2 separate regions of the Homo sapiens genome follow, and region 2 is linked to region 1. The links are chromatin loops, found by intact Hi-C in ENCODE. Cell type or tissue: heart left ventricle. All regions are shown on one strand. Links, peaks and the distances in the headings refer to the core of each region. The heading gives the core; the rest is flanking DNA. Region 1 holds the start of TAB2-AS1 (TAB2 antisense RNA 1). Region 2 has its middle 57 kb from the start of UST-AS2.

What was found. A loop is a pair of places that touch in the nucleus more often than their neighbours do. Peaks named below come from ENCODE experiments on the same cell type or tissue, not always from the same donor. Only the 100,000 strongest peaks of a DNase experiment are listed, where the experiment ranks them.
Region 2: a loop joins it to region 1, with 12 times the contacts of the local background. A loop is called at or near these places in 4 of 110 quality-filtered maps.

Annotation. Positions count from the first base shown.
Region 1 is chr6:149,252,402-149,260,401 of GRCh38, reverse strand. It overlaps TAB2-AS1 (TAB2 antisense RNA 1), which reads left to right and starts at 2,851. Exons shown (of 3, transcript NR_149096.1): 1 at 2,851-3,018. It also overlaps a transcript of TAB2 not described here. RefSeq lists a silencer at 5,703-5,903. In heart left ventricle, for the core only: no CTCF peak of the experiment used is centred there; a DNase peak (open chromatin) is centred at 551.
Region 2 is chr6:149,084,830-149,094,636 of GRCh38, reverse strand. No RefSeq gene overlaps it. Among named protein-coding and RNA genes, the nearest start is that of UST-AS2, 57 kb to the right of the region's middle. In heart left ventricle, for the core only: no CTCF peak of the experiment used is centred there; no DNase peak of the experiment used is centred there; H3K27me3 peaks cover 1,637 bases.

The DNA.
Region 1 (8,000 bases), core at 1-8,000:
AAGGCCTTGTACCGCACTCCCCACTCCAAAGCCGAACCCTGAGAAGGCTGCGCTGGAGCACGCGGTGGGTCAGGCTTTCAGCTCAACCTCTCTCCTCCCGTTCCAAACCCACTTCTTGGATGTTACGGTCACCTGGCCAGCTACCTGCACCATGACTGGAATTGTCAGGCAAAGGAGAGTGATGCCAGGGGCTGTCCTGATGAGGTGGTGCCTGAGCCGGTTTACCTCTCCCTTTACATGGAAATGAAAGATAATGAACAGTGGCCATGTGTGATATTTTAAAATCCAACTATCCCTTCCCAGAACAAGCGTGGCCTGGCCAATGCTCACATTTGAAAGCCATCTTGGTACTTCCTCTTGGGGATGATTGAGAAAGAGGGCAGATAATGAGGCAAAAGTCAGGGGAAAGGGGGCTGGTAGTCTTATATTACTCACATGTATTTTTTTAAATGGTCAGCATCTATTTGACTCTTGACTATAGAATGAAGTCTTACTTCTTCTTTCACAGAATCCCTGTCATGGGCTACAGTGGAGGAACCAAGGGGAGGGGCCAGGCTATGTCCCGGCTCTGACACTGATGAGTGGAAGGGGTGGCTTTGGGCCACTTGTATCATGTCTCTTATTCCTCATCTGTAAAATGTGGCAGTTTGACTGATGGACCTCTCAGCACCATGGAGAAGTTTTAAAGGTGGCAAATAACACATTTTACACCTTCAGGCTCTCCCCACTCTTTTATGAATAAGCATCTATAAGACAGGATGTCTAATTCTTCTGGAGATTCCTGAATATCCTGCCTTTGTCCAGGTTGGGCAATGCTAAATGCCAGTTCTGACCAATGGTGCAGGTATTAATTTCACAGTGAGGATCTTGTTTCAATGTATTTAAATTAGGTGATGTGGAGATGGAACATTCTGACAGAAGAGTTGGGACAAAGTGACAGATATAAGCCCCCTAACATCTATATGTTTCTCAGTGAGACTCAAACTGCTTCCCTAGGCTTTGCAGAGCCCTCTCCCAGATTGTGTGTATGTGTGTGTGTGTGTGTGTGTGTGTGTGTGTGTGTGTGTAGAGGGAGCGTGCTATAGGCAGCCTTTCTATGTCTGCACTGTGAACAGATGTGGTCAGCATTTCTAGGGCCATTTATGGCTTTCTAGTTATATATTTTTCTTGCTTTGTTTTGCCACTTCCCTGAAAAACATCCTCCATTAGTTTCCTATTGTTACTGTCGAAAATGACCACAAACTTAGTGTCTTAGAACAACACCAGTTTATTATCCCACAGTTCTGGAAGTCAGAAGTCTAAAGTGGCTCTCACTGAGCTAAAATCAAGGGGTTGACAGCATTGTGTTCCTTTCTGGAGGCCCTGGGAGAGAGTGTTTTCTTGCCCTTTCTAGCGTCTAGAGGTGACCCTCATTCTTTGGTTTGTGGCCCTTTCCTCCATTTTCAAAGCCAGCAGTGGGTTGTAGAACCTTATTCACATCCCATAACTCTGACACCAACCCTGCTGAACCTCTGTGCTAACACTGGTCCAGAATCATCCAGAATAATCTCCCTACTTTAAAGTCAGCTGATCAGTAGCTTGCTTCCACCTTCAACCTTAATTTCCCTTTGCCATGTCACATGATGTATTCACACGTTCTGGTGATTAGGATGTGAATGTCTTTTGGGAAGGGAGAGAAACTAATCTGCTGATATACTATATAGGCATATGGTAATTTCTTTATCAGACTGAAAAGAGATAGGTTAACAGTGATTAACATTTTCTCAATGCAAAACTTTTTACTTAACTCAGGGAAAAATTATCTTTTGTATAAAAATGGATGCTTCTGAGCAAATGCATGATCAGCAAAGAATAGTTGTATGTTCAGTTACTGGACAGGAGGAACAGTCTTCTTCCCTTAGGTATAGGACAGAATCATACAAAAGTAAAAGTGTATTTATGTGAGAAGTGTGTGTGTGTGTGTGTGTGTGTGTGTGTGTGTGTGTAGGCAGTCATGCACTGGAGGGGGCTCACTCTGGCATGTGAGAGCCATTGTGTGTCTATATTTTCCTAAGTTCATGTTCAGTGACATCACTGAATGACTTGAAATTAGCCATGGTGGGAGTATTTACACCATAGAAAGCGGCAAATGCTGTAAGTCAGGGTTTTATTTTCCCCTGGAGAGCCCATTGTTAAACACTAATGGGCTCACCACTAGAGTAGAGACTCACTGCCTTCGGTTCATGTGCACAACACCGCTGTGTGGCCTTACTGCTCCTGTGGGATCCCCAGACTCTCTAGCTGGAGAAGGGGCAAATCCCAGGCCGCATCCAGACCAGCGGGCCTAGCCACAAACACAGCTGCTGCAGTTCTCCCTCTGCTATCTCAACTTCCCTAGTTGCTATAGTAGCGTGGACTGGATGGGGAGCTACACTTTCTCTCATGTGGGCAAAAGCTTGCTTCTTCGTCACTCCCCACTGTTTGAACTTCTCTCTGTCTAGCATTTTTTTCCTGACCAGTCTGTGTACCCGTCGTTGATCTGTCCGCTTGGATGGAGCCAGTGCTCTTTCTTAGAGTTGCATTCACTTGCCCTCGCTTGTGCTTGTCTTGCTCCCCCAGGAGCTATGAGATCAGTGCTGCCCAGATTTTAGGGGAGTTATCAGGGGAGCTTGTTAAAATGCAGACTCCAAGACTCTGCCCCCAGAGATTCTGATTGGGAAGGTCTGAGATGAGCCCCAAGGATCTGCATTATTGACAAGCACTATTATTATTAGCATTACTGACATTATTATTGGCATAATTCTAATTATTGACATCACTGACAAGATTCTGAGGCCAGGGGTTCATGGGCCACCCTGACTTGCCCAGTCTGGAAGCTCCCTGAAAGCCTGGCAGGCCACCCTACTTCAGCTGCATTCGGTCCATACACTGAGGGTCTCAGTGGGGAAAAAGCAGAGTCATTTTAAAGAAACATGGATCTTAGTTTCTAGAAGGTTTTTCCCCATCTGGCAGACAAATTTATGCCTATTCCACACACAGGTGGGTGCAGAATACCATGTTCCCAGGTTCCCAGAGAAGAGGAAACTTTTCCCCAAGAACTTTATCAGGTAGAAATGTGAAAAATTCACACAGCTGCCAAGACAGTGGATCCTCCTGAGTGCATGTATTTTGAGTATTTGAAACCATCTGAATGATTTATTGAACTTTTTACTTTCCGTGGACGTGCTTACTGGGTGTTGTAAGATGTGAACCTCACAGCCAGAGACAATGTCTGTTGAAAGGAAGATTCAATCTTCACTAAGCGCAACCCAGCTTGTTTTTCAGCAGCTAACCAACCACTCTGACTGTGGCAATTTTCTTAGCAGGAAAAATTTTAGATGGTTGTGTGGTTTCTAGCTTTATTCTTTTTCATTTTACACGTGAAATGTTTGGGATCAGATTGGTTTTCTTTAGAACTATGGTCCAAATTAATTTAAACTGACTTAATTATAAAGAAAGAGATAAATTGCTACCTTTAGGAGCTTTTGACCTCAAGTCCTCTGATATTTGAGACAAAGTTTTTTATCCCCTGGGATGAAATCCTTCAGTAGCATGTAGGCGAGTTTTGAGCAAAGCAAAGAGTAATGAAAACTCTAATATAAAGGCTGTAATTTTCTAAAGAAGTCTGTTCCTTATTAAGATCAAGTACATGTCAGTCATCTTATATTTTGGGAACATCCACCAAATGCAGGAACTGTACTGGGTGCTTTTCCATGTGTGGAAAATTTTATCCAGCGTAATCAATTTTTCTAGTGCAATAAACATATTAAAAAGAAGGCAAATGAGATATTTCTGTATCTCATCAGCATGAATAATATATTCGAGTTTTCCCCTGACCACATAAGACTTGGGCTTGAATACTACCCTGCCTCCATGGGTCTCTTCTTCATATAAAGAAAGGGGAGAACATTTGTGTTAAGTACCACATAAAGGAGGTTGTGAGAATCTAATGCAATGATGTGTATGAAAGAGTTTTATCAAAGAGGAAGCAAAATTAATATAGTTTATAATTCTGAATTTATATAGTTTATAAATATTAAATTCTATATGCAAGTATACATTCCACCCATACAATTCTAATATATTTCCTTTACTCCAATGCCCTCTAGTAGTACAACAGAATTACTGTGTTATTGTTTTGAGATGAAGTTATTATATAATATTTTAAGATGAATTATTGTATTGTCATTTTGCAATGAAAACTGTAAAATGTTTCCTCTTCCTTTTCACTTCCTTTTTTTAAAATTAACTTTCCTTCTTTTTAATAGTAACCAGTTCTTTTCTGGAAGTGTCTCAGTATGTGGGTTTTCACATACTGGTTGATCAGAGGCTTGAAGGTACAATCAACTCTTCCCTGCTAGCAGGGTGGAAGGAGTTAGTTTAACTCATTCTTGAGCCCCCAGAGAACTGGGTCTCATGACATGCTCTCTCTTTTTCTCCTTTTTCCTGCCCTCTTGGAAGTATACTGAGAGGTTTTTGAGGAGGACTCAGTTGTATATATGGTCTGCAACGACTGCCTGGTTCTTCTTTCTCTTTCCAAATTTTACATCTGGCATGAAAAGAGAGGCAATTCTAAATGTAAATATGACTTCTTGATTACTTAAAAATACTCCTCTCTAGCTCATATACATAGCAATTTTGTGTAAATATATGTTAAACATCAAGGCCCATTGAAAGAAGAAAGAAATCACATAATTATAATAGCTAATCAATCTAGAATACAAACACTTCCAGATTTATTAGATTTATCAAAGACACTAGCATAATTTCTTTTGTTGCATATTTTTCCTATTTACAGAAGTAACATGTTAATTATAGAAGATATGATAAATCTGGAAAAATACAAAGAAGCAGCAAATTGCACATTCTGCCAAAATTCAGAGATAACTCTTATGAATATTTTTAGAATAGTTTTTTAGTCTTATTTTCTTTGTAGGTATACACACGCAGAAACACACATACACACTCCTTTTTCATATATTTGATTGTATTGTAATTATGTTTTATTTGTTTCCTTAATCAACAAACATTTATTTCTCACAGTTCTGGAGGCTGGGAGGTTCAAGATCAAGATGCAGGCAGATTCATCTCCTGGTGAGGGCCTCTTCCTGGCTTGCAGACTTCTTGCTATGTCCTCTCCTGATGGAGAGAATGAGCTCTGGTGTCTCTCCCTCTTCTAACGGGACCAGTCCCATCACAGGGTCCTGCCCTCATGACCTCATCTAAACGTAATTACCTTCCAAAGGCTCCACCTCCAAATACCATTACATTGGGGGTTAGGGCTTCAACATGGATTTTAAGGGATATCAACAATTAGTCCATAACGTTTTGCCCCAGGTCCCCCAAAATTCATGTCCTTCTTCCATGCAAAATACATTTATTCCATCCCAACAACCTCAAAAGTCTTGACTTATTCCAGCAACAACTTTAAGGTCTAAAGTCCAAAGTCTCATCTAAGTATCATCTAAATTAGATACGGTAGTTACATTTTATAGCTAAAATTTTGTGTAGCCTACATTTAACATTTTCCATATCATCAGGCATTTTTCTATAGTACAGTCCCTGGAACACAGTAAGTGCCGAGTAGACCTTTGCTGAATTAATATATAAATTATTTTTAATGGATTTATGATGTTCCATCATATGAAAATACCTCAACTGATTTCATTATTCTCTTTCTCGTCCAGTTTAAAGTAGAGATATCATGGGGAAAAGTGAGAAGTGACATGTATAATTATGGTCACATTGAGGGAGGAAGAGACACCATCTGGAATGCAGGCAGAAAGCCATGTGAAGCTCCCTGTGAGGGAAGGACTGTGGAACTGTCAATCATGACCATGAGCCTTATGCCTGAACACTCTTTCAGATCACAAGTAGTTGCCTGTTAAAGTTGGAATAATGTGGAGAGAGAGTACTGAAGTGAGTTCAGAAACAGTCGTCATATGACCTGAATCAGCTAGAGAGTGCTTTCGGTGGCAAGAAACAGAAGGCTAACTCAAACTGGCTTAAACCATAAAGACATGCACCAAATCACATGCATGAAAACCCAGTGGCTGGTCAGGCTTCACATGGTTCTACCAAGCCTTCTGCCTTACTCTCCTGTGATTGCCACAGCTCTGTACTCCTCCATAGATGACTTTGTTCTCAGGCTCATTCCCCTGGAGGTCTTTGGGGGAGCGTATTTGGTCATCAGAACTGCATGCTTTGTTTTTCTTTTTCCTTTCCTTTCCTTTTCTTTCCTTTCCTTTCCTTTCCCTTCCCTTCCCTGTCCTTCCTTCCTTCCTTCCTTCCTTCCTTCCTTCCTTCCTTCCTTCCTTCCTTCCTCCCTCTCTCCCTCTTTCTTTCTCTCTTTCTTTCTTTTCTTTCTTTCTTTCTTTCTTTCTTTCTTTCTTTCTTTCTTTCTTTCTTTCTTTCTTTCTTTCTTTTTCTTTCTTTCTTTCTCTTTCTTTCTTTCTTTCTTTCGAGATGGAGTCTCTCTCTGTCACCCAGGCTGGAAGGCAGTGGTGCAATCTTGGCTCACTGCAACCTCTGCCTCCTAGGTTCAAGCAATTCTCCTGCCTCAGCCTCCTGAGTGGCTAGGATTACAGGCGTGCTCCACCAAGCCCAGCTAATTTTTGTATTTTTAGCAGAGACGGGGTTTCACCATGTTAGCCAGGATGGGCTCGATCTCTTGACTTTGCGATCCGCCCCTCTCAGCCTCCCAAAGTGCTAGGATTACAAGCGTGAGCCATCATGCCTGGCTTTCTTTTTTTTTTTTTTTTTTTTTGAGACAGTCTTGCTCTGTCACCCAGGCTGGAGTGCAGTGGTGCGATCTTGGCTCACTGCAACCTCCACCTCCCAGGTTCAAGTGATTCTTCTACGAGTAGCTGGGATTACAGGCTTGTGCCACCACGCCCGGCTAATTTTTGATGGTTGTGTGGTTTCTAGCAGAGATGGGGTTTCACTGTGTTGGCCAGGCTGGTCTCAAACTCCTGACCTCAAGTGATCCGCCCGTCTTGGTCTCCCAAAGTGCTGGGATTACAGGCGTGAGCCACAGCGCCTGGCCAAAACTACATTCTTTCTTATTCACAAAGAAGAAAGAAAGGGAATTAGAGAGTATATCTTGGCATATCACATAAAAGAAAGAAATAATTTATCCTGAAGACTCCAGCAAATCTCTTTTATGTTTCATTGGCCCCAATGGGCCTAGACATCTCCCTTCCTCAGCCAAGTACTGACAAGGGGAAAGGGAACAGGATTACCAGGATTAACTTACACGAACCAGCCAGGCTGAAATAATTGTTGTTGGTTTGTTGGTATGTTGGTGTGTGTAATCCATTTCTGTGAAACAAACAATGAGAAAATCCCAACAGTAAGTACTGATTTAGCTCAGGTCTCTGTGTCTTGGCTGGTCTAGGCTGGGTGCACCTGATAGAGCTTGGCTGGGCTGCCTCTGCTCCCTGTAAATCTCCTTCTCTGCTCCATATAGCTTCTCCTCGTGGGACCAAAGGCAAGTTCTTCTCATGGTAAGAGTGGAAGAGAAATAGGGCAAGTGGAAGTGACACACCATCCTTTCTCATTTTATTGGCCAACACCAGTCACATGACTAACCTCAAAGTCAAAAGGAGGAGAAATATATTCTGTCTGGTGAGTGGAGGAACTCCAACATCACATGGCAAAGGGTGTGAGCAGTACTAAGACTAGGGTGAGACGAGCAAATACTTGTCTTCAGTGAAAAGTTTAAGGGGCGTCAAGATATTTAATCAAGATAAATAATTAATATAAAATATTTTTAAAAACCAAAGTTAATGCAGAACATTTGGGATGAGCAAAATACCAAAGTTTTTAAATAAAGACAGGATCGGTATAGGGATGGATAAGCATTAATGCTAATGACTCAATCTACCATAGGCCACCAACCACAACGTCCCCTTTCAAGGACTCCCATGCTCAGCCTTAGAAGATGCACACAGAACTCTGCCCTCTTTTTTTTTTTTTTTTTT
Region 2 (9,807 bases), core at 795-8,794, 170 kb after region 1:
CATTGCTTACCAAGCTATAATGCTGTTGAAAGACAACTTTTAACTCCTGCATGGGTGTGTCACACTTCAAGTTCTTGAAAAGCTCTATAGGCATTTTCTTCCTTTTTTCCTTTCTTATTTAATTAAATTATTTGCGTAGTGTGTCAGGTTTAGCTGCTGGAGGTTTTACGGGAAATGTCACTTGCAGGCTGCAATGTGCTGTAGGTTAGAGCTTAGTCATTCTTTTCAGAATTAGCGAATTCAGCATTCCTTTCTTTGGCCCTCCCCTGGGCACCAGCCTACTTTCTTTAAGGGAAATCATCAAGGTTTCACTTGGCTTTTTCATACCTCCCACTCTCCTCCATCCAAACTCCAAGTACTCCAAGGTCATGACCACTTGGAGGGCCTTTTGCCAGCAGTGCTGTGGACCTGTGGCTGGAGGAACCTCTCAAAGACACAGGCAGACTTTACTACTGCTGATGATCAATATACCATGAATGCATGGACAAAGGAAGAGAGGCAGTCATGCCCAAGAAGAGAGAAATGAGAAAGCCAGGAGCAGCATCAAGGTGATGGGAAAGGCTAACCTCCTATCAAGGTTGGAGGAGACCTGGCACATTTCAGAGCTACTGCAGAGGGGCAGTAGCACAAGAGCCCAGCCACAGTTTCACGCTAGGCCTGGGGTATCTGCAGGTATCTTGGCCTGGTTTATTGGATCTGTCTTCCTTCTTTGGGCAAATACAATCTAGTCCCAGTGAAGAAAAGCTTGCTGCACGTTTCCTCCCCAGGCTTTGGAATGCTACCAAAACTGGAAAAGTAAATTCCATAAATCTCTGCTCATCCAGATCTTTCTTGTTCTGAAAAAAAAAACAAACAAAAAAAAACCTCAGCATGAGTTCCACAACTCCTGCAGCCCACACTGCATTCTCCCTGTGAGCCTTGCAGATTCGGGTCTGAACCATAAAATTCAGCAGTTCATTATCCTCTGACATGAACCATTCAAGAGGGAGTGTGGAACTGAGAATTCCCGGGGCACAGGATGGGGGATTGGGGGGCTGACAGCCGTGTCCAGGGCAGCTCTGCTCCTGAGCACCATTACAGTTGTACTGTCTCGGTATCCTCCTCTGCATCATTAGAAACACAGGCTCAGTATCTGTAAGTTGACTTGTTGCTGTAAAGACTTCAAATCTGTGCATTGCTTTCTCACTGGGCTTATTTCAAGTCCCAGGAGCAGAAATTGTGTTTTATATTGTTTCCTCTTCCTCTTCACATGGCATCAGTAGTTTGCCTGTTCGTTTATTTAACAAGTATTTATTGAACCTTTGCTATCCACAGGCACTATGCTGGTGGAAGGTGGACATGCTGCTGGTCCTTTGACAGGTCAGTGGTTCTCACACTTCAGCCAGTATCAGAATCTCCTGGAGGCTTCTGTTAAAAACAGATTGCTGGGCTGCACTTCCAAGAGTGTCTGATGGTCCCCCAATTGTTTTTTTTTTTTTTTTTGATGGAGTCTCGCTCTGTTGCCCAGGCTGGAGTGCAGTGGTGCAGTCTCGGCTCACTGCAACCTCCTTTTCCTGGGTTTAAGCAATTCTCCTGCCTCAGACTCCTGAGTAGCTGGGATTACAGGTGCCTGCCACCACGCCTGGCTAATTTTTTGTATTTTTAATAGAGAAGGGGTTTCACCACATTGGCCAGGCCTCATGATCCTCCCACCTCAGCCTCCCAAAGTGCTGGGATTACAGGTGTGAGCCACTGCACCTGGCCCAAATCTGTATTTTTAGTAAGTGGCCAGGTGATGCTGAGGCTGCTGGTGTTGGGGTGTGAGGACCACATTTTGAGAAGCATTGGTTTATTCACATAGCAGTTGGTGACAGCACTGTTTTACCCAACGGCTCTTAACAGCTGGCATCTAAACTCCTCCTGAGGAAGGATCTTCCTTTGTCTGAAAAAATTCCTTTAAAAACCTGCTTGGATGGGCAACACCTTTGGATGCCAGCCAGCAGCAAGATATCAGGAAAGGAAACATGCTCTTCAGTATACATTGGGGAACTGGAGGGTTTCACACCTGAAGAAGAGGGCAGATGAATGAAGAGGGTGAGAAGAAAGGAAAGAGAAAAAGGGCCAGGCAGGTGAGGGGCCAACCATCCAAGTGAAGGCTTGTTTTATGTGCTGTAAAGCCTGTCTTTGTTTATTATCTTTTTTTTGAGACAGTCTTCCTCTGTTGCCCAGGCTAGAGTGCAGTGGCATGATCTCGGCTCACTGCAACCTCCGCCTCGCAGGTTCAAGCAATTCTCCCTGCCTCAGCCTCCCGAGTAGCTGGGATTACAGGCACCCGCTACCACACCTGGCTAACTTTTGTATATTTAGTAGAGATGGGGTTTTGCCATGTTGGCCAGGCTGATCTTGAACTCCTGACCTCAAATGATCTGCCTGCCTTGGCCTCCCAATGTGCTGAGATTACAGGCGTGAGCGAACATGCATTGCCTGTCTTTGTTTATTCTCTATTCCCTACTTGCCCTCCCCCAAACCTTGAATCCAAAGAAGCAGGAACCAAAGGGCGTAGAGGCCACAAAAAGATAAAGCTCTCTAGAAAACACAAGAACCCTAAGATGCATCTTGAGGTTCCTCAGGCTACGGAACTGGAATTCGTGGTGGGGCAGAAGCCCATGTGGCCTGGCTCTCCAAGGGGCCAGAGCCCCTTGATGGCTTCTGAGTAAGCCATGGCTGAAAGCTAAGTTCTCAGTGAGGTCTTGAAGGCCTGAACAATATTTATTTTATTTTATTTTACTATTTTTTTTGAGATGGGGTCTCTCTATGTTGCTCAGGGTGGTCCTGAACTCCTGGGCTCAAGCTCTCCTCCCACCTCAGCCTCCCAAGTAGCTGGGACCACTGATGTGAGCCGTTGCACCTGAAATTTTATTTAAAGTGTTTTTATTTTAAACTTTAAGCCTTAAAAGAAAGAATGAAGCTGAAAATTCCATAAACATGACCATAATCAAAATTACAGCTTATTGTATTAGTGCTATGAACTTTCTCAAATGTATAGTTTTCTTTGGTCTTTCTTTACCATAGTCTTGTCAAAAGAAAACACTAGTATTAGTCATATATTCCTATTGGGAAACTGAGGCATAAAAGATGAACAATAAAGCCATGGTTTCGAGCCCGGGTCTCCTGACAGACAGTCCAGGGGGTTTTCCTAAGGAGATGCTGGGAAAAGCCTTTGTTCTCAGAGCTCTATTTTCCTCTCAGATGAGGTAGCTGCAGAGTTCAATTTGAATTCTGAGCAAATTAATATTTGGAATAGTATCTCAGCATATCCCAAGGAGGAGGTTAAATCATTTTGTCCCTAACTTAATGTCCGACTCTCAAACCCAGAGCCTTAGCTTTTTCCTTAAAAACCTGCCTGTCATTTGCCTGCAGGAGGGAAACAGGGAGGGCTGTGATCAAACCTAACTCTCTTTACATTTGCAGCCGCATGTTACACTCTGATATCAATCTTGCAGCTGGAAAGGTCTATATAAGAAATAGCCACGGCCAAATTCTCTGTTTTTTGGCAAACCTTACTCCATCTGTCTTGATAGCCGACAGGCAAATCAGTTTTATTCTAAATCAAAATGATGGGTGTCCTAGCAGTTCCTGGCCAGGCCAAGGAGAACTGAGGATGGGAGGATGCAGAGGGCCCCTCTCCCCCTTAACTCTCCTCTTCAGGTATCTTCTTTAGCCAGGTGAGATCAGGTTTAAATTAGACTCTCTAACAGGGAGGAAGAGGACAAGACTCCACAAAACCCAGGCCTGAGCAGAGTTTGTGATTCAAAAGAGGTGAGCCTTCACACTGGGGAGCAGGGTACTGAGAGTGAGGCCTTCTCTCTCCCCATGTCTCCAAACACCACACATCTAGTCTTGACGGCCAAAAATCCTCACCAGAAGAAAGTGCTAGCATTTATTATGCCTTAATGTATCTGTCTCAGTTCCTTCTCACAATTACCTGTGAAGTACATATGCCTCTTTCACAGAAGACAGATCCTAGGTCTCAGGAACCTGAAGTTACCTGCCCTCGTTAATAGGTGGCAGGATTGATATTTGAACTGTGTTACTACAAAGCCCGTATTCTTCTCCACTCTTCCATCCCCTGGTTCCCCAAAGCCTGCCTGTGAGAAAAGAACAATGAATGACTGTTTTCTTAAATACAAAATCACATCTTTTTAAATTTGGAGATTATGGTCTTAGTTTTTTAATGTGAAAATGTCTATTCTTTGCCCCAAATCATGGTGACGGTAGATAGTAATTCCCTTCTCTCCTCTTCCTTTTTTTGCTTCATATTTTTACTTGACCAATGGGGAAAGGAAGCTGACAGTCCTATTTTGGTTCCATGTTTCTATTAATTTTTTTTTCTTGGTTCATAAATCAAAAGTCTGGGACCCCTGCTTTACACAGAGTAACTCATCACAGCGAAAGAATAGCATAGCGACTGGAACGCAGGGCCGCAGCCGTGTCCTAGGTAACATGCTGATCATTCGATTTAGGATTTACTAACTGACACTGTACAATTGGTTCGAGTTTGGTGATAAGCTTTAAGTACGACTACTAGGGACTTCTTAGTCAAAGGTCATCTCTTCTCTAATCTGAAGCTTCTTCTTCCTTTAAGATTCCCACTTTCCTTCCTGGTTGTGCCCGTATATCTGGGTTCTAGTTTCTTAACTCAATAGAATGTGTTAATCAGCTAATATTCTTCTGAACTCATTTTTATTCTGTTCTATACACAGTTATTTTTCTAGGTGGAAGCTTGAACATATTTTTTCTATATTAAATAGTCTCATGATTTTTACAAATGGTATGAAATTGCTACAGGCCATATTAAATATTACAATGCCCTTAAACTTGAACAAAGCCAGTCTGGGACAGACAGTAAGTCCACAGCCTGACAGGCAGCACCCCCTTGCTGACTGTACATTCCGTTGCGTTAATCAGCCGTGGGACAGAGCCACTGCTGATGCCGCTCCTCTTTTGAACACCGTCACCTGTGGGCTCAGGGCAGCTGCAGACCCTCCAGTCCCGGGAGCCACATCTTCAGACACAGCTCTGTGTCTGCGCCATACCAGTTTCAGGGCCTCCGGAGTGTCTCTCAGCTCTAAGTCCTGCAATTTCCTTTATGGATGCAGTAAATCATTCCACACACCATGGAGCAGAGGAACAGTCTGAATTATTAGACCTACCTGCTTGGCTCCTTTAGAGGGGGATTCTTATATTGAATGATTTTCCCTCTTCACTTATTATTATTTTTTAGATTTTTTAAATGTTTTTTTGAGACGGAGTCGCCCTCTGTCGCCCAGGCTGGAGTGCAATGGCGCGATCTCGGCTCACTGCAACCTCCGCCTACTGGGTTAAGTGATTCTCCTGCCTCAGCCTCCCAGAGTAGCTGGGACTACAGGGGCACACCACCACACTCAGCTAATTATTTTTGTATTTTTTAGTAGAGATGAGGTTTCACCACGTTGGCCAGGCTGGTCTCGAACTCTTGACCTCAGGTGATCCTCTCGCCTTGGTCTCCCAAAGTGCTGGGATTACAGGCGTGAGCCATGTGAAATGTTTACATAAAACACCCATAGAGCGTTCCTTAGAAGCTGACCAGGGGGATTCTGGTCATGTTGGGCCACTAGTGTTGGTTTCCCAGAGGTGGCAAGTCTCTGTCACTTTCTTTCTCTATCTCTCCTGTTTACTCTGCCCTCCTGTTTCTCACTCCAAGTTCTCCGCCTTCCTTTGCTCAGTGAAAAAGAATTAGTTCACTGCATTCATTCAGCCACTCACCCATTGGCTCATTTGTTCACTCCTTCATTCTGAGTGCTGCATTTAAGTGCCGTGGACACTGCAGTGAACAAGACAAGGTGTTGCCCTCACAGAGGGTGTGGTCTGGGGGGTGAGACAATGGTTAAATGAGCATTTACAATGTAGCGTGGTGAGCGCTACCCTTGGGGGGAGCACCAAGGGGCTTCTGGAGGCACTGAAGCAACAGAGATGACGCAAAGCGGCTCAAGACCTGAGAAAGCGCTGTTCAAGTGGCAGCTGCAGCTTGTTCACCCTCAGCCTGGGCTCCCTGGGGCAACACAGACCCAAGGTGAGCTGAAATTGTACCCGCAGTTCTTCTTGAGCAAGAAAGGGTTTTCCTGGTGGAATTCCACAACTGAGTTGGAAAAATAAAGATTAAGATACAAGCGTGTGCCGAGGGACAGAGAACGTGACTTCTGTGAAGTGGAGAGAAGAGAGCTATGCTGCACAAAGTGGAAAGGAAACTTTGTCACCGTTAAATAAATGTAACCAGAACAGACTCAAGGAGGGCTCTGAAGGGTGGAGTCCACTGAAGTTGTGTACAATTCATTATGGAAGCGAGACTCGAATAATAGCTGACTTAGTTTAATTTATATAGGTGAATCAATAATTTGCCTGAGAGATCCAATTTTGGGTTTAAATGATCTGAATAGTCTTGCCCTAAAATCAAGCTCTGTCCAGGAGCCCTAGTGATTGAGGCAGTGGAACAGCTCTGGGCTAAACTGGTTGGGTCAGCTCTATCCACGCCTTTGTAAGCTGTTTTAACCATTTCACAAGAGTGAGGCATGATGTGAGGTTAAGGGAGCTTTCCTGTGATGGGAGGCTGGGGAACGGGACGGCTCACCCACAAGCTAAGGGTCTGGCTTGAGCATTTGTGGTTCAAGTGCATGTATTTGCAAGGTACGGTTTGCCTTGTGTCAATGAACCTTTAAATGTCACCTGAGATCAGTTAAAAGTAAAATATTAAATATGTAGCAGCTGTGAATGTATTGTAATTTATGTGAAAGTGCTTTGAAAACTTAAATGCTGTAGTGTTTAACCTTTTTCTTTGGTAACAGACCATTTTGAGAATCTGATGAAAATATGGACCCCCTTCCCAAAAGAAGTACATACCAATATGCTTATACCTTTATGATTCTCTACACAAATTCAAGAAGTTCACAGATATTCTGATGTCACAGCTTCCCTGATATAGAGATTTATAAGTATAAAATGTTATTGAGTATTCTTTTTACATATTAAGTGAATGGTGGTATGTAGAGTTTTATATTTAACATGATCTCAATGATATTATATGTATAGAAAAGGATATACGCACATGGAACAGACTGGAAGGATATGCACTAAAATGTAAATAGTGCTTATATTTGGGTGATGAGATTGTGGGTGATCTTAATTTTCTTCTCTAAGTCTTGTTTGAAAATTTTTTCACTATTTTATTGTTAACAAGTGTCGCTGTGCCTTGTGACAGGCTATAGAAATACTGGGCAGAGCTTTCAAAAGCAAATCTAGGCTGGGCGTGGTGGCTCATGCCTGTAATCCCAGCATTTTGGGAGGCCGAGGCGGGCAGATCATGAGGTCAGGAGTTCGAGACCAGCCTGGCCAACATGGTGAAACTCCATCTCTATTTAAAATACAAAAATTAGCTGGGCATGGTGGTGTGTGCCTGTAATCCCAGCTACTCAGGAGTCTGAGGCAGGAGAATCACTTGAACCTGGGAGGCAGAGGTTGCAGTGAGCCAAGATGGCGCCACTGCACTCCAGCCTGGGCGACAGACAGCAAATCTAAAAAGACCCTGTAGTGGAACCTCTTTTGGGTGGCGGCTTTGTTCACAGTAGTCTCCCGTATTCTCTGTTTCACTTATTGAAGTTTAAGTTACCCTCAGTTAACCTCGGTCCAAAAATATTAAGTTATTTGGCCTGGGGGTGGGTGGTAGTGGGTTGGGGGAGGGGGAAGCACATTCACTTACTTTTATTACAGTATTTTGTTATAAGTGTTCCATTTTATTATGAGTTATTGTTAATCTCTGATAGTGCCTAATTTATTAATAAAAATTAAACTTTTTTCATAGGTATGTATGTATAGAAAAACACATAAGCATATACACGGTTTGGTACTATTCTTGAGTCCAGGCAACGACTGGGGGTCTTGGAACATATCTTCCTTATCCACGAGGACTACTGTATTTACCAGTCTCTGAGATCTAGTGATTTATACCATGGGAACATTCCTCCTGGCCTTCTGATTGGTTCAAGGATGGGGGGCCCTGACTAGCTAAACCAATCATTGTCTTTCCCCAAGACTTTTCTGAACTGTAACTAGCAAGAAGCCAGCTCCTCTGTGGTGACAGAAGCTGTGAGAGTGAGGTTTGGAAGCTTTTTATTTTTTGGTAAGGGAAAGGGGGCACATTTTCTGCTGGTCTGGAAAAGAGAAAAAGAGAGAAGGGTGGGAGAGAGAGGGAGAAACACCAGGTAGCATTTCAGTCCCTGGTTCCAGTTGCCCTTGAGCCCGATTGCACCCTTGTCCTGCTTGCATTTTTGCTTTTTCAATTCTTTTTCTGATTTTATAGATACCCTTCTGCTCTTCCAGTAGATTTTCTTTTTGTCTGAACTTGTTAGAGTTGGATTATTTCTGGCACCCGAAACCAACAAGTACATACAATTAACAAAAGTATAAGTAGTCATATAATATAACTTGGATTATATTTATAACCCCAATTATGGAGTACAGAAAATCACCAATATTACTTGACACAAAAAGTGATTGGCTTTGTGTGCCTGGCCCTGTGCAGGACAGAGGGAGGGGGAAAAAAAAAAACCAGACAAATTGAAAATTTTGGTTCAGATCCTGAAATCATCTTGTCTGTTAAGGAGGCAAAACTTGTCTTCTTGGCTCTATGCAGAAACAGACAATAGGGGATTGTTTAAACCCTAGGTTATGACCATTTAAATTACAAGTCTATTCTCTCATTTATGAATGTGATGCTTCAGATAACACATTTACATGGGTATAAAAGAGAAATATCTTTTCTAACTTAATGAGCTGGAAAAGAATCTCTGCATTAACTTGGCAAACTGAAGATATCTGAGCTCTGCTAAAGAGAAAATCTCAGCAAATCTGTAGAGATTCTCTACAAGAATAATTACTCTCACATGGGTTTGTGCTCTTCACAACCAATTCTATTTCAACAAATGTTTAACTATAATGAAATTAGCAAGAGATACTGGGACAATATTCTAGAAACATTTGACCTAGTGGAATTTCATAATGACCTTCTTAATTAAAATATAACCCACCTAAGCGAAAAGCTCCAACTTCAAATCTGGTCCTACCTGTATCCACTATGAAAGTGTGGAAAATTATATCTGCCTTTGGCAAGTGTATGTTTCTAATGGGCTTAGAAATGGCCTGTCCAGGATAGTGTGCTAAGCTGGTGATGATGAAATCATTTCCACCTTTGGAGGCTGGTTATGGTGGCACAATCAGAAGGAAAGAGTTTTGAGGTTTACATCTAGAGTGACTATAAGATAATGAGATTAAATTTTTTTTTAGTCTCATTTAGACTAAATTTAGACTAAATTTTTTTCTTTAGGCAATGTACTATAACCTACATATTCTAATTCAAGTAAAAGCTATGTTCACGTTTCTTGAAGGTTGAGAGATATTGTTATCAAAGCATTTTAGACTACGACTTTGAGTAATTTGATATTACATGACTAATATCTTTAGATGATTCTAGATTTTGGATTTGATGCTATAGCTACGAAATAAGTATTCGGGGTAGGGCTTTCAAAATAGTTAGAATCTCAGTGTTTATTGTAGGTTTTTATCTGAATTACCAAATTACTTTTCAGAAATGTATCAATTTTACTCCCATCATCAGCAGAGCGAGAGTGAGTACTTCACTAACCTCTCTCCTCATCTCAGGCATTCACATACCTAAATATGTTTGCCCCAAAGCATCTCCAGTGATGCCACATTGCTTCTGTTCAAACTTCTTTGATT